2 separate regions of the Homo sapiens genome follow, and region 2 is linked to region 1. A link is an interaction called in ENCODE POLR2A ChIA-PET data of the cell type or tissue named here. Cell type or tissue: Panc1. All regions are shown on one strand. Each heading gives the region's core, and the rest is flanking DNA. Links, peaks and the distances in the headings are about the cores only. Region 1 has its middle 10 kb from the start of PRRC2B. Region 2 overlaps PRRC2B (proline rich coiled-coil 2B).

Region 1 (12,790 bases), core at 4,459-6,958:
GGCCAGGATGGTCTCAATCTCCTAACCTCGTGATCCGCGCGCCTCAGCCTCCCAAAGTGTTGGGTTTACAGGCGTGAGCCACTGCTCCTGGCCTATACTATTAATTTTTTTTTTATACCTCCACAATTGTACTTTTGGAGGATATGGTCTTTTGTGATGGCATTTTATTTAATTTTTCCTTTTTCTTTTGTGTGTGTGTGTGTGTGTGATGGCATTTAAATGTGTGCATGCCTCTCCTCAACAGAATTGTAAGCCCCTCTTTGAGTTCTGTTTCTGCACCCCCACCCCAGCCCTGGGCTCCACATCCACAGTGCCCAGGTCCTGGGACGATGCCTACGGAATGACAAGAGGGTTTAGTGTCCAAGGCGAGGTGGAAAGATTTTCTTCTTTGTTGCATTTCATTCTGCCGCTTTCTCCTCTCCTCTCTGTTTTGTTTATTTGTTTGTTTTGTTTTTAGACAAGGTCTTGCCCTCTCGCCCAGGCTAGAGTGCAGTGGCACACACATGGCTCCCTGCAGCCTCAATTTCTTGGGCTGAAGTGATCCTCCTGCCTTAGCCTCCTGAGTAGTTGGGACCACAGGCATTAATCACCACACCTGGCTAATTTTTAAATTTTTTGTAGAAATGGCATTTCCCTCTGTTGCCCAGGCTAATCTTGAACCCCTGGGCCCAAGCGATCTTCCTACCTTGGCCTTTCAAAGCGCTGGGATGGCTGGGCATGGTGGCTTACGCTTGTAATCCCAGCATTTTGGGAGGCTGAGGCAGGTGGATCATGAGATCAGGAGTTTGAGACCAGTCTGACCAACATGGTGAAACCCTGTCTCTACTAAAAATTCAAAAATTAGCCAGGCGTGGTGGTACCCACCTGTAATCCCAGCTACTCGGGAGGCTGAGGCAGGAGAATCGCTTGAACCCAGGAGGCGGAGGTTGCAGTGAGCAGAGATTGCACCATTGCATTCCAGCCCGGACGACAAGAGTGAAACTCTGTCTCAAAAAAAAAAAAAAAAAAAAAGTCCTGGCAGGCCTGTGCTCACAAAGGCAGGGGGTGCTCCTATGCCACAGGTCTCTAGCCTCCCAGAGGAGGACCATAGCTGGAGGGGGAATGACACACCATTGGGGCCCAGGTGTGGAATCTAAAATGCACCAAGAATAATGAGATAATTGGGCTTCCTTGGACTATGTTCCCACAGGTCAGGTCCCCACCTGCAAAAGTTCCCCAAGGGCTGTGAGCAGCAGCTTTTCCCAAGCGCTCAGCCTCCATCCCAGCCCTGGGAGGGTGAGCTGAACACTCCTGTGCTCTCTTCCATTCTCTTCAGAGGAGAAATTAACTAGTGAAATACCAGCTTTTTGTCTCTGTGGATTTGCCTGTTCTGGGCATTTTGAGTGTTTTGTTTTGTTTTTGTTTTTGTTTTTTTAATTGAGATACAGTCTTACTCTGTTGCCCAGGCTGAAGTGCAGTGGTGTGATTTTTGGCCCACTGCAAACTGCCTCCCATGTTTAAGTGATTCTCCTGCGTCAGCCTCCTGAGTAGCTGGGACTGCAGGTATCTGCCACCACACCCGGCTAATTTTTGTATTTTTAGTAGAGACGAGGTTTCACCATGTTGGCCAGGCTGGTCTTGAACTCCTGACCTCAAGTGATCTGCCCACCTCGGCCTTCCAACGTGCTGGGATTACAGGTGTAAGGCACCGTGCCTGACCTTTTTTTAAAAATTATTTTTGCAATCTAAGGCAGGATGGACATTTTGTACAAAGGGAATCATGCAATACCTGGCCTTTTGTGTTCAGCTTCTTTCCCTTAGCATAACGCCTTTCAGCTTCATCCATGTGGTACCATGTGTCAGCACTTCTTTCCTTGTGTCTATCCATTCATCAGCTGATGGAATTTGGGATTGTTTCTGCCTTTGGCTATTGTGAATAATGATGATATGAACATTCGTGTATACTTTTTTGTTAGAACATCTGTTTTCCATGTGTTGGGGTATATATCCAGGAGTAGAATTTCTGGGTCATATGAGAATTCTGTGTTTAACTCTGAGAAACCACTAAACTCTTTTCCACAGTAGCTGCACTATTTTACATTTCCACCAACAATGTATGAATGTTCCAGTATCTCTGTATCTTTGTCAACACTTGTTATTTTCCATTTTTTTGGATGATGGCCATGCTAGTGGGTACAAAGTTGTATCTCATAGTGGTTTTGATTTGCATTTCCCTGCTGGCTGGTGATATTGAGCATCTTTTCATGTGCTCATCGGCCATGTGTATATCTTCTTTGAAGAAATACCTATTCAAGTCCTTGGTCCATTTTTTTTTTTTTTTTTTGGAGATGGAGTCTCACTCTGTCACCCAGGCTGGAGTGCAATGGTGCGATCACAGCTCACTACAACCTCCGCCTCCTGGGTTTAAGCAATTCTCCTGCCTCAGCCTCCTGAGTAGCTGGGATTACAGGCACACGCCACCATGCCTGGCTAATTTGTGTATTTTTAGTAGAGACGGGGTTTCACCATGTTGGCTAGGCTGGCCTTTAACTCCTGACCTCGTGATCCACCCGCCTCAGCCTCCCAAAGTGCTGGGATTACAGGCGTCAGCTACCGCACCCAGCCAGCCTTTTTTTTTTCAGTGGTTGTTTGCCTTTTTGTTCTTGAGTTGTAAGAGTTATTTATATATATATAATAATTTTTTTTTTTTTTGAGATGGAATCTCACTCTGTCGCCCAGGCTGGAGTGCAGTGGTGCAATCTTGGCTCACTGCAACCTCTGCCTCCTGGGTTTGAGCAATTCTCCTGCCTCAGCCTCCCAAGCAGCTGAGACTACAGGTGTGCACCACCACGCCCAGCTAATTTTGTGGATTGCTTGAGCCCAGGAGTTGGAGGCTGCAGTGAGCTATGATCATGCCACTGCACTCCAGCCTGGTGACAGAGTGAGATTTTCTCTAAAACATAAATAAAAATCTTAATAAAAGAGTTCTTAAGCTGGGCACGGGCACGGTGGCTCACACGTGTAATCTCAGCACTTTGCGAGGCCGAGGCGAGCAGGTCACCTGAGGTCAGGATTTCGAGACCAGCCTGGGCAACATGGTGAAACCTTATCTCTACTAAAAATACAACAAATTAGCCAGGCGTGGTGGTGCGTGCCTGTAATCCCAGCTACTTGGGAGGCTGAGGCAGGAGAATCCCTTGAACCCGGGAGGCGGAGGTTGCAGTGAGCTGAGATTGCGCCATTGCACTCCAGCCTGCAAAACAGAGCAAAAACTCCGCCTCAAAAAAGAAAAAAAAAAAGGCCGGCCGCAGTGGCTCATGCCTGTAATCCCAGCACTTTGGAGGCTGAGGCGGGAGAATTACGAGGTCGGGAGTTTGAGACAAGCCTGGCCAACATGGTGAAATCCCATCTCTACTAAAAATACAAAAAATTAGCTGGGCATGGTAGCAGGCGCCTGTAATCCCGGCTACTCGGAAGGCTGAGGCAGGAGAACCGCTTGAACCTAGGAGGCAGAAGTTGCAGTGAGCTGAGATCACACTACTGCACTCCAGCCCGGGTGACAGTGTGACAGTGTGAGATTCTGTCTCCAAAAAAAAAAAAAGAGTGATTTGTATATTCTGGGTACCAGACCCTTCTCAGACATATGGTGTACACATATTTTCTCCCACTCTGTGGGTCGTTGTCTCACTTTTTTGACATCAGGTTAGATTTTGAGATCTATTTCTCCAGGGCCTACACTTCTGAGATACCGGCCTACGCTACATAGGGCAAGACTTGATTACTAAATTCTGCTGCCAATGACCCTCCTTCATCCTACCCTTATCCTACCACCTCCACCTCACATGTCAGCTTCACTAGTTGTTGTGTCTTCCTGGGTCTCCATGTTGAGGAATATTCTCAAGCGGTTGAGCAGGAAGAGGACTGTAGTTCAGGAATGCTGCCATGGGCACAGAAAGGGAGCAGGTGGGATGGCTTCCTGGGACTTGGCCATTCCTGTTCTTTATTTGGGAGGCTGCTTTGAGAGCTGCCTCTTTTCTTTTCATTTCCTTTCTCAAACCCAACCCTTCAATAATTTTTCATTGCTTCTTATACTCAACCAGAGTTTCCAAGTTCTGGTTCTTTTTTTTTTTTTTTTTTTGAGACGGAGTCTTGCTCTGTCCCCCAGGCTGGAGTGCAATGGTGCGATCTCGGCTCGCTGCAACCTCCGCCTCCCGGGTTCACGCCATTCTCCTGCCTCAGCCTCCTGAGTAGTTGGGACTACAGGAGCTCGCCACCATGCCCAGCCAATTGTTTTGTATTTTTAATAGAGATGGGGTTTCACCGTGTTAGCCAGGATGGTCTTGATCTCCTGACCTCGTGATCTGCCTGCCTCGGCCTCCCAAAGTGCTGGGATTATAGGCGTGAGCCACCGCGCCTGGCCAATTCTTTTTTTAAGTTTGTTATTTTTATTATTGTTTTTTTGGGACAGTCTCGCTCTGTCCCCCAGGCTGGAGTACAGTGGCGTGATCCCAGCTCACTGCAACCTCTGCCTCCCAGGTTCAAGCGATTCTTGTGCCTCAGCCTCCTGCGTCACTGGGACTACGGGCACGTACCACCATGCCTGGCTAATTTTTGTATTTTTAGTAGAGACAGGGTTTCACCGTGTGGGCCAGGCTGGTCTTGAACTCCTGGCCTCAAGTGATCTCCCTGTCTTGGCCTCCCAGAGTTTCCAAGTTTTATTTATTTATTTATTTTTGAAGACTGAGTCTCACTCTGTCGCCCAGGCTGGAGTGCAGTGGCATGATCTCAGCTCACTGCAACCTCCGCCTCCTTGGTTCAAGCAATTCTTCTGCCTCAGCTGCCCAAGTAGCTGGGATTACAGGCATCCGCCACCACGCCCGGCTAAGTTTTGTATTTTCAGTAGAGACGGGGTTTCACTATGTTGGTCAGGATGGTCTCAAACTCCTGACTTCAGGTGATCCACCCTCCTCGGCTTCTCAAAGTGCTAGGATTACAGACGTGAGCTACCAAGCTGGACCAGAGTTTCCAAGTTGTAAATCTTACCCTCATTTGTTCTTTTATTCCCCAGTCTCTGGTCTTTGCCTCCTCTCTTTCTCCAGTGTCTGATGGGAAATGGAGGGCAAAATTATAAAGACTGGCTGTGGTTTGAAGAGAGGATGCCAGGAGTCCCAGGGAACCCCTGTGTTGTTGAGCCCCTCGGAGACTTGCTTTTATCCTGTGTGTGTGTTCACTGCTAAGGCTCAGATGTCCCTCCCTGCTGTGAGCTTCTGGGTCTGTGCAAGGGCCCCCTGCTGCTGGTTCGTTCGGACCCAGTGTTGTATTTTTAGCTCCAGGCCCCCATTCCTTTTTTTTTTTTGGAGACAGAGTCTTGCTCTGTTGCCTGTCGCCCAGGCTGGAGTGCAGTGGTGTGATCTCGGCTCACAGCAACCTTCGTCTCCCAAGCTCAAGCGAATCTCCTGCCTCAGCCTTCCAAGTAGCTGGGATTATAGGTGTGCACCACCACGCCCGGCTAATTTTTGTACTTTTAGTAGAGACGGAGTTTCACCATATTGGCCAGGCTGTTCTCGAACTCCTGACCTCAAGTGATCCGCCCGCCTTGGCTTCCCAAAGTGCTGGGATGACAGGCCTGAGCCACCGCACCCAGCCAGGCCCCCCATTCCTGTAGGAGTGCACCTCCCCTCAGGTGGGGCCACATCTCTAGTGGCTACCAGACAGCGTGGGATGTCCTCCCGGTGCTCAGACACTCCCATCCCCAGGCCTTTGTTCATGCTGGTCCCTCCATCTGGAATGTTCCTCCACAGTCTCCGCTGATTAAACTCTGCTCTTCCTTTAAGGCCTGGCCTCAAAAGCACCTGCACCGAGAAGGCCTCCTCCGGCTCCCCAGCTGGAATCCATTTCCCCCTGGAATATTGTTCATTTTTCCCCTTCAGTTTAGATGACTCCACTTTCTAAACTGAACATGGGAACTCATGCTGTGTCTCGTTAGTACAACTGCACTGTGGAGAACAGGTGCAGAGCATTTGAAAGCGGCCAGTCCAAGAATCCTGGAACAGCTCATGACTGCACCAGCTGGAGGCCTCACATTCCTGGATCAGATCATATTACAAGTTAGCTGTGGCCAAATCCCTGTTATCCTCCTACCCTTTCTCGGGAAGGAGGAAGCACTAGACCACGTTAAGAGCCAGGTCCCAAGATATTCAGGCCCAGCTTAGGCTGTGTCTGGCAGGTAGTGAAAGAAAGCTCACGAAATCAGTCTTTATTCTTGTAGGGTTTTTGTTTGTTTGTTTTGGTTTTGGTTTCTCTTTTTTTTTTTTTTTTTTTGAGACAGAGTCTCGCCCTGTCACCCAGGCTGGAGTGCAGTGGCCCAGGATGGAGTGCAGCGGCTCGATCTCGGCTTACTGCAACCTCCGCCTCATGGGTTCAAATGATTCTCCAGCCTCAGCCTCCCAAATAGCTGGGACTACAGATGCCCACCACCATGCCCAGCTAATTTTTTGTATTTTTAGTAGAGACAGGGTTTCACTGTGTTAGCCAGGATGGTCTGGATCTCTTGACCTCGTAATCCACCCGCCTCGGCCTCCCAAAGTGCTGGGATTACAGGCATAAGTCACTGCGCCCGGCCGGTTTTGGTTTATTTTTTGCGACAGGCTTGCTCTGTCACCCAGGTTGGAGTCCAGTGGCACAGTCATGGCTCCTTGGACCCTCTGCCTCCTGGGTTCAGCTGATCTTCCCACCTCAGCCCCTGAGTAGCTGGGACCACAGGCACGTACCACCATACCCGGCTATTTTTTTTTTTTTTTTTTTTTTTGGAGACAGAGTATTGCTCTGTTGCCCAGGCTGGAGTGCAGTGGCACGATCTCAGCTCACTGCAACCTCTGTCTGCCTCCCGTGCTCAAGCGATTCTCATCCCTCAGCCTCCTGAGTAGCTGGGATTACAGGCACCTGCCACCACGCCTGGCTAATTTTTGTATGTATGTATGTATGTATGTATGTATTTTATTTGAGGTGGAGTCTCACTCTGTCACCCAGGCTTAAGTGTGGTGGCACGATCTTGGCTCGCTGCAACCTCCACCTCCCAGGTTCAAGTGATTCTCCTGCCTCAGCCTCCCAAGTAGCTGGGATTACAGGCACGCACCACCATGCCCGGCTAATTTTTTGTATTTTTAGTAGAGACAGGGTTTCACCATCATGGCCAAGCTGGTTTCAAACTCCTGACCTCAAGTGATCCGCCCACCTCGGCCTCCCAAAGTGCTAGGATTACAGGTGTGAGCCACTGCGCCCGGCCTAATTTTTGTATTTTTAGTAGAGATGGGGTTTCACCATCTTGGCCAGGCTGGTCTTGAACTCTTGACCTTGTGATCCACCCGCCTCAGCCTCCCAAAGTGCTGGGATTACAGGCGTGAGCCACTGCGCCTGGCTTAATTTTGCACTTTTTTAGTAGAGACGGGGTTTCACCATGCTGATCAGGCTAGTCATGAACTCCTGACCTCAAGTGATCCACCCACCTTAGCCTCCCAAAGTGCTGGGATTACAGCTGTGAGCCACCGCGCCTGGTCGAAGGAGACATTTTCACATTGGCTGTAACAGGAGTGGAACCAGAGCTGGAAGATGGACAGGAAGTAACTGAGTGAAACCAGGAGAGCAAGGCTGGAGAGAGTGGGCATGAACCAATGAGCAAGTGTTGGGTTGTGTTTTGTTTCCTTTTAGTTAATTAATTTAATTTTTTGAGATGGAGTTTCACTCTTGTCGCCCAGGCTGGAGTGCAATGGTGTGATCTTGGCTGACTATAACCTCTGCCTCCTGGGTTCAAGCGATTCTCCTGCCTCAGCCTCCCGAGTAGCTGGGATTACAGGCATGAGCTACACCAGTAAGTTTCCTAATATTTAAAAGAAAACAGCCGGGCACTGTGGCACATGCCTATAATCCCAGCTACTTGGGAGGCTGAGGCAGGAGAATCACTTGAACCTGGTAGGCGGAAGTGGCAGTGAGCTGAGATCGTGCTGTTGCACTCCAGCCTGGGTAACGAGCGAAAAACTCCGTCTCAAAAAAAAAAAAAGTTTCCTTCAGGGTCCCCCAAATGTCCTGGGAAATCCCACCCAGGAGCCAGCCCTCACTGGCAGCCTCAGACCACAGACAGCAGCTGCCACAGCTGGCCCAGCACATCAGCCTTGCTCTCCCCTGGAAAGGCTAAACTTCCCAGACTGGCACTGCTGGATTCTTCTAGTCCTGGCTCGGCTACCCATGTCATTTGTGTCCTTGCCTATGTAAGTCACTTAACTTCTGACCTAAATTTCCTTATCCGTAAAGTGGGAGAAATAATAACAGTCTTGCAAGTGTTAATTAAGTTATCTTAGCAGCATGCCTGGCCCAGAAAAATGCTCAGTAAACAACAGCTATCCTCATTCTTTTTTTTGAGGCGGAGTCTCGCCTTGTCGCCCAGGCTGGAGTGCAGTGGTGTGATCTCGGCTCACTGCAAGCTCCGCCTCCTGGGTTCACGCCATTCTCCTGCCTCAGCCTCCTGAATAGCTGGGACTACAGGCGCCCACCACCACGCCCGGCTAATCTTTTGTATTTGTAGTAGAGATGGGGTTTCACCATGTTAGCCAGGATGGTCTCAATCTCCTGACCTCGTGATCCGCCCACCTCGGCCTCCCAAAGTGCTGGGATTACAGGCGTGAACCACGGCGCCCGGCCATCATTCTTATTGTTGTCATCTCAGAGAGAAGTGCAGAGAGAAGAGGATTTCCTGAACTTGGGATGTGGTTTGGATGTAGCCTAACCATTGAGTTTTACGGGGCAAGTGAAGGATCTCTGTTTGTTTGTTTTTTTTAAGAGATAGGGTCTTGCTCTGTTGCCCAGGCTGGAGTGCAGTGGCGTGAACATGTCTCACTGCAGCCTCGACTTCCTGGGCTCAAGCAATCCTCCCACCTCAGCCTCCGGAATAGCTGGGACTGCAAGTGTGCACCAACATTCTCGGCTAATTTTTTAATTTTTTTGTGGAGATGGGGCATCTCACTGTTGCCTATGCTGCTGGTCTTGAACTCCTGGGTTCAAGCAGTTTTCCTGCCTTGGCCTCCCAGAGTCCCGTGATTATAGGTGTGAGCCACTGCGCCTGGCCTATGCCTGTGGCTTTTTAACTCCCAGGGATGCAGCAGCTCCCACTGTCCCCAGAGGGTGTCACCCCACTTCCAGATCTGCCCGAGGAACAGAGCCTTTGACTTGACTTTCCCCCCTTAATACTTCCTCATCTGTCTTCCCAGAACACCCACGTCCTTCCAGGTTTTTCATACGCTTATGTCCTCTCTTGTCAGATGATAAAAACGGGTAACCCTATGAGTCCCAGGGTCCCTTCTGTTGTAGCCAATGAGGTCAAGGGCCAGACACCCATTCTGCCATTCAACAAACCAACCAAATTCATTGAGCACTCACTATTTGCCAGGCACCATGCTTGATGCTAAGGATAGCACAGGTGTATTAGGGTTCTCTTAGAGGGACAGAACTAGTAGGATATATATAATCATATATATATATAAGTCATATATATATATAGGAGTTTATTAAGTATTAATTTACACGATCACAAGGTCCCACAACAGGCTGGCTGTCTGCAAGCTGAGGAGCATGGAGAGCCGGTCCAGGTTCCAAAACTGAAGAACTTTGGGAGAAAGATGTAGGCTGTGAAGTTAGGCCTGTCTCTTTCTTTCTTTCTTTCTTTCTTTTTTGAGACAGTCTCGCTCTTGTTGCCCAGGCTGGAGTGCAATGGCACGATCTCGGCTCACCGCCACCTCAGCCTTCCGGGTTCAAGCGATTCTTCTGCCTCATCCTCCCAAGTAGCTGGGATTACAGGCATGCACCACCACGCCTGGTTAATTTTGTATTTTTAGTAGAGACGGGATTTCTCCATGTTGGTCAGGCTGGTCTCGAACTCCCGATCTCAGGTGATCCGCCCGTCTCCGCCTCCCAAAGTGCTGGGATTACAGGCGTGAGCCACCGCGCCCGGCCACCTGTCTCTCTCTCTCTTAGTTTTCTGCCTGTTTTATGTTCCGTGGCAGCTGATTGGATTGTGCCCACCAGATTAAGGGTGGGTCTGCCTTCCCCGGCCACTGACTCAAATGTTAATCTCTTTTGGCAACACCCTCACAGACACACCCAGGATTAATACTTTATATCTTTCAATACAATCAAGTTGACACTCAGTATTAACCATCACAGCAGAGAACCAAATGGACTAAGTCCTTGTCCTCCTGAGCCTTAGACCGATATCTCCCTTGTGCCAGACTTAATCCCTGAGGGATTTGCATCAAATAAGACAGATGCGGTCATCCTGCCTCTCACGGTACTGTCATCTCCTCCACTTCCCAAACTTTGGCAAAGGCTGTGAGGAACAGTGGAGAAGGTAAAGAGCTCACTGCCCCTGTGCCACCACCGAGAGTGTGAAACCTGCCCAGCACTGAGTGGCATGTGCTATAAAGTATAAAATACATGCCGGACTTGAAGACTTCATGTGACCACAAAGAATGTCAGTGATCTCATTTATAATTTTAAAATATTAATTACCTGTTGCAACAGTAATATTTTTGATATAGTAGGCTAAATAAAATTCATTATTAGGCCAGGTGCAGTGGCCCATGCCTGTAATCCCAGCACTTTGGGAGGCCCAGGTGGGTGGATCACTTGAGGCCAGGAGTTCAAGACCAGCTTGGCCAACATGGCAAAACCCCATCTCTACCTAAAATACAAAAAGTTAGCTGGGTGCGATGGCACACGCTATGTAGGAGGCTGAGGCATGAGAATCATTTGAACGCATTGTGGGCGGGGGGCCGAGGTTGCAGTGAGCCGAGATTGCTCCACTGCACTCCAGCCTGGGCAACAGAGCGAGACGCTGTCTAAAAAAAAAAAAAAATCATTATTAAAATTAATTTCATCAACTTTTACTTTTACTTTTTTTTTTTTTTTTTTTAGATGGAGATTCCCTCTTGTTGCCCAGGCTGGAGTGCAGTGGTGCAATCTTGGCTTACTGCTACCTCCACCTCCCAGGTTCAAGCAATTCTCCTGCCTCAGCCTCCCGAGTAGCTGGGATTACAGGCATACACCACCACACCCATCTAATTTTTTGTATTTCGTAGAGATGGGGTTTCACCATGTTGGTCAGGCTGGTCTTGAACTCCCAACCTCAGGTGATCCGCGCACCTCGGACTCCCAAAGTGCTGGGATTACAGACGTGTGCCACCACGCCCAGCACTTTTTTTCTTTTCTTTTCTTTTGAGACAGAGTCTTGCTCTGTCACCAGGCTGGAGTGCAGTGGCGCGATCTTGGCTCACTGCAACCTCCGCCTCCTGGGTTCAAGTGATTCACCTGCCTCATCCTCCTGAATAGCTAGGACTACAGGCACACGCCACTATGCTCAGCTAATTTTTGTATTTTTAATAGAGACAGGGTTTCACCATGTTGGCCAGGATGGTCTCGATCTCTTGACCTCGTGATCCGCCCTCCTTGGACTTCCAAAGTGCTGGGATTACCGCACCTGGCCCCTCCTTTTACCTTTTTTTTTTTTTTTTTTGAGACGGAGTCTCGCTCCGTTGCCCAGGCTGGAGTGCAGTGGCATGATCTTGGCTCACTGCAACCTCCCCCTCCCGGATTCAACCAATTCTCCTGCCTCGTCCTTCCAAGTAGCTGGGACTACAAGTGCATGCCGCCACTCCTGGCAAATTTTTTGTATTTTAGTAGAGATGGGGGTTTCACCATGTTGCCCAGGCTGGTCTCGAACTCCTGAGCTCAGGCAATCCACCCACCTTGGCCTCCCAAAGTGCTGGGATTACAGGTGTGAGCCACTGCGCCTGGCTCCTTTCAATTTTTTTTTTTTTTTTTTTTGAGACAGAGTTTCGCTCTTGTTGCCCAAGCGGGAATGCAGTGCTGGGATCACGGCTTACCACAACCTCCGCTTCCCTGGTGAATCAAGCGATTCTCCTGCCTCAGCCTCCCAAGTAACTGGGATTACAGGCATGCGCCACCATGCCTGGCTCAGTTTTTGTATTTTTAGTAGAGATGGGGTTTCTCCATGTTGGTCAGGCTGGTCTCACACTCCCAACCTCAGGCAATCCGCCCACCTTGGCCTCCCAAAGTGCTAGGATCACATGCATGAGCCACTGTGCCTGGCTGGGCAAGTCACTGAACTTTCTGATGCTCTATTTTCTCGACTGTTAAGTGCAGGTATTCAAAACACCAGGTATGTTTTCTTCCTCTGACACCTTGCTGGATGCTTTGTCCCCATAGTGGTGACAGTAGGGGAAGGGAGGCTGGGCACCCACCTCCAGGCTTGCTGAGGTTTGGAGGCTTTAGTGCATGTGCTTATTTGGCTGGTTTTGTGAGCCGTGTGTTTTGTGTGGTTGGTCAGGAGCCATGATTTTGGCCTCAGTTGTCCAGGCATCCACTTTTCAACCACCATGGAGATTGAGTGCTTACTTTGTGCCAAGCTCTCTTCTCTGCTTGGGGATCCCAGCTGGAGAGACACCACAGTGCTCCCCACCCAATTTTCGCAGGTAGAAACTCTTAGGCACCAAAAGGCTAGCTCTGCTGGTTGGAGACAGAACCAGAACTAAAACCTCGGAACATGGTTGTTTTTTTTTTTGTTTTTTTTTTTTTTGAGATGGAGTCCTGTTTTGTCGCCAAGCTGGAGTGCAGTGGCGATCTTGGCTCACTGCAACCTCCAACTCTTGGGTTCAAGCGATTCTCCTGCCTCAGCCTCCCGAGCGATTACAGGTGCCCGCCACCACGCCTGGCTAGTTTTTGTATTTTTGGTAGAGACAGGGTT
Region 2 (2,500 bases), core at 1-2,500, 110 kb after region 1:
AAAGCTCCGTTGTCAACCAGCTTGCACCCGTGGATATATGGCATTGACCCGCTTGCTTTGATACGAAACAAAAAAGCAGACGACTCCTTCATCCCATCTGCTCCTACCGTGACTGTGGAGTGACGCCTCCTGTGCAGTGCAGATTTGCCCTCCCTGCCTCCTCCCTGTCCTGCCGCGCAGCCAGGGCGCCTTCTCAGCAGTGCTTCCGGCCCAGCCGCCCATCCCTAGGCACAGTGATTTGGCAGCAGGGTCATTTTACTTTGAGGCTTTTTGTTTTAAAATGTAGCCAAGGTTTTTACAAAGGGGAAAGGAAAAGAAAACAAAAACGCAAGCTCCATGTGTATAGCTGAACTTTTATATGTTTCTTGCCAGCCCCTCCGCTCCCTTCCATCTCTAGCCTCTGTCCTGTTTAGTTTGATACGTCACTGCAGTACCTTAAGAGGTGACTCTTAAGAATGCATCCCCTCCTGATTCCTCAGCTGGTTCACCCTTGAGGTTATTTGCAAAAAGAAAAGGAGGTTCTTGAGGGCACCGATTGCGAGCATTCTGGTGCCTGGCTCCCCGCCTGGGAAGCGATGGGGTGCTCAGAGCAGCAGGCAGGTTGGGGGAGGGGGGGGGTCATAGTTGGGTTCCAGCTCCTGGCTTGATGAGCCCAGGGCGCTTACAGGCAGCCCATGAAGTTGATGACAGTTTTAGCATGAGAATCACACAGGGTCCCTGTCCTGGGCTCCTCTAAAGCCAGTGGATGTGCTGGGCACCAGAGACAAATCATGGAGATGGCTGCTGGTGGCTCCCAGGTTGGCCCAGATGGGGTGAGCTGACATACCACAGGCCCATCCCAGGCCCCGTGGGCTCTGCTTCTGGGGCTCCATACCCTGCCCTGCAGGGGTGCTGTGTTTTTCACACATTTCTTTCCCTGAAGCCTTCTGTAACCTGTCATTTTCCTTCCTTCCTCTTCCGGAGCCTGCTGCTTTCTCTGGACCTGTCTCCACCTCCCACACAGCTCATCGTGAACACCACTTGGTGATGGAGGGAGTGGACCCGTGTGTGGTCCCCAAGTGAGGCCACTGGGAGTTTGTCCTTTTCCTCCTTTGCTTCACTCCCAGCAGCAGACCCAGGTTGTCAGGACAGGAGGGCCTGAGCTAAGCAGTAGGCATCAGTCTCGTTTGTCTTCAGACGGCGGGGGCAGGTCCAGGGTGAGGCTGGGTGGAGGGCTGACCAAGGTCCAAAGGGCCTGCGCAGCCTCCGGGAGGGCAGCTTCTCCAGCCAGAGGCTTGTGTGAGCCATCGTGTGCTGGGCTTGTTTTTAAGTAAGAAACAAGGAAATCACTCCAGATTCTGTCATTCCAAGGAAAGGGAAGGGGACAGTTCAGGTTTCTCAGCTGTTCTTAGGGGTCACTGAGCGTCTACCTCCTCCTCCAGAGGAGGCTGGCTCAGAACACCTAGAGGAGGGGGCCGGGGATGCACCCCCCACCAGAGGCTGCCTTCAGCGTCTCACGGGTGCAGGACAGCGCTCAGGCTTGGGCTCTAAGCTCTGTGTCTAGTGTAGAACATGGGGAAGGAGCATCTTAGGAACTGCTGAAGTAACTTCTTACTGCTCTCACAATTCTAAGGAAGCGGGAGAACGGCCTCCTACCAACAGCGCCCACCCCAGAGCTGCCTGGGAAAGGGCAGTTTTACTGAAAGGTGCTTTACTGTTCACCTGCATCTTTCAGCAGCTCCCCTCCTGCCCTCACCTGGTCTTTTCCCTCTTTATCCCAAGCCTTTATGCTTGAGTCCCTTCCCCAGGGGCTGCCCACCCGACAGTTCCAGGCATTCCCTACCTGAGCTTCTTGTCTGCTTTTCCTTCTCCCACTGCAAGCGGCTGCTTGTGGGGCCTGGGATGAGCCCTCTCTGTCCCCACCGGCCCTCCTTGCCAAGCCATTCCTGGGTGAGTTCAGGCCTGCGGGAGCCACACATTCATCTCCACCTGGACACTTGAGCCGCATGGCCAGACCCCTCCCACCTGATGCGGTGGTGCGTGTGATTTGTCAAAAGAAAGCCTTCTGGATGCTGTTAAGATGTACCCTTCAGGTGAACCTGGTATCAGACCCACAGTACTTGCTGTTTGAGAAAAAATAAAAACAAAAAGGTCACCTGTTCTCCAGCCCTTTTCTCTTACCTGGTATTTCCTTCCTTTCTCCTCCCCCACCCCAAATAAAAAAACAAAAAACACTAGAATTTATTTATATGTATTGATGTTGTAGGTCTAGGTGAAAAAAAAAGAAGTAAATGTTTCACTGCTCTATTTATATATAATGTCTGAATTAATTCTGTGCAGGAAAGGCCAGGAAATTGCATGTGAAGTTCGGTGCAGTCACCACCTGTGTGTGACCTGAGCTGCAGTCTCTTCGCTGAGATGCAGGTTTTAAATGAGACTTGGGGGGCTGAGGGCAGGCCTCAGGCCTCCCAGCGCCCCAACCCCTCCTTGGTCTAATGAAATGCAGTTCTTAGTGCAGAGA

The links. Peaks named below come from ENCODE experiments on the same cell type or tissue, not always from the same donor. Only the 100,000 strongest peaks of a DNase experiment are listed, where the experiment ranks them.
Region 2: POLR2A ChIA-PET joins it to region 1 with 14 read pairs; 14 of 35 experiments call an interaction of 5 or more read pairs at or near these places.

The regions. Positions count from the first base shown.
Region 1 is chr9:131,377,320-131,390,109 of GRCh38, forward strand. It overlaps a transcript of PRRC2B not described here. Among named protein-coding and RNA genes, the nearest start is that of PRRC2B, 10 kb to the right of the region's middle. In Panc1, for the core only: no CTCF peak of the experiment used is centred there; no DNase peak of the experiment used is centred there; H3K27ac peaks cover 1,274 bases.
Region 2 is chr9:131,496,019-131,498,518 of GRCh38, forward strand. PRRC2B (proline rich coiled-coil 2B) reads left to right here. Exons shown (of 32, transcript NM_013318.4): 32 at 1-2,500. Among named protein-coding and RNA genes, the nearest start is that of POMT1, 5.6 kb to the right of the region's middle. In Panc1, for the core only: no CTCF peak of the experiment used is centred there; no DNase peak of the experiment used is centred there.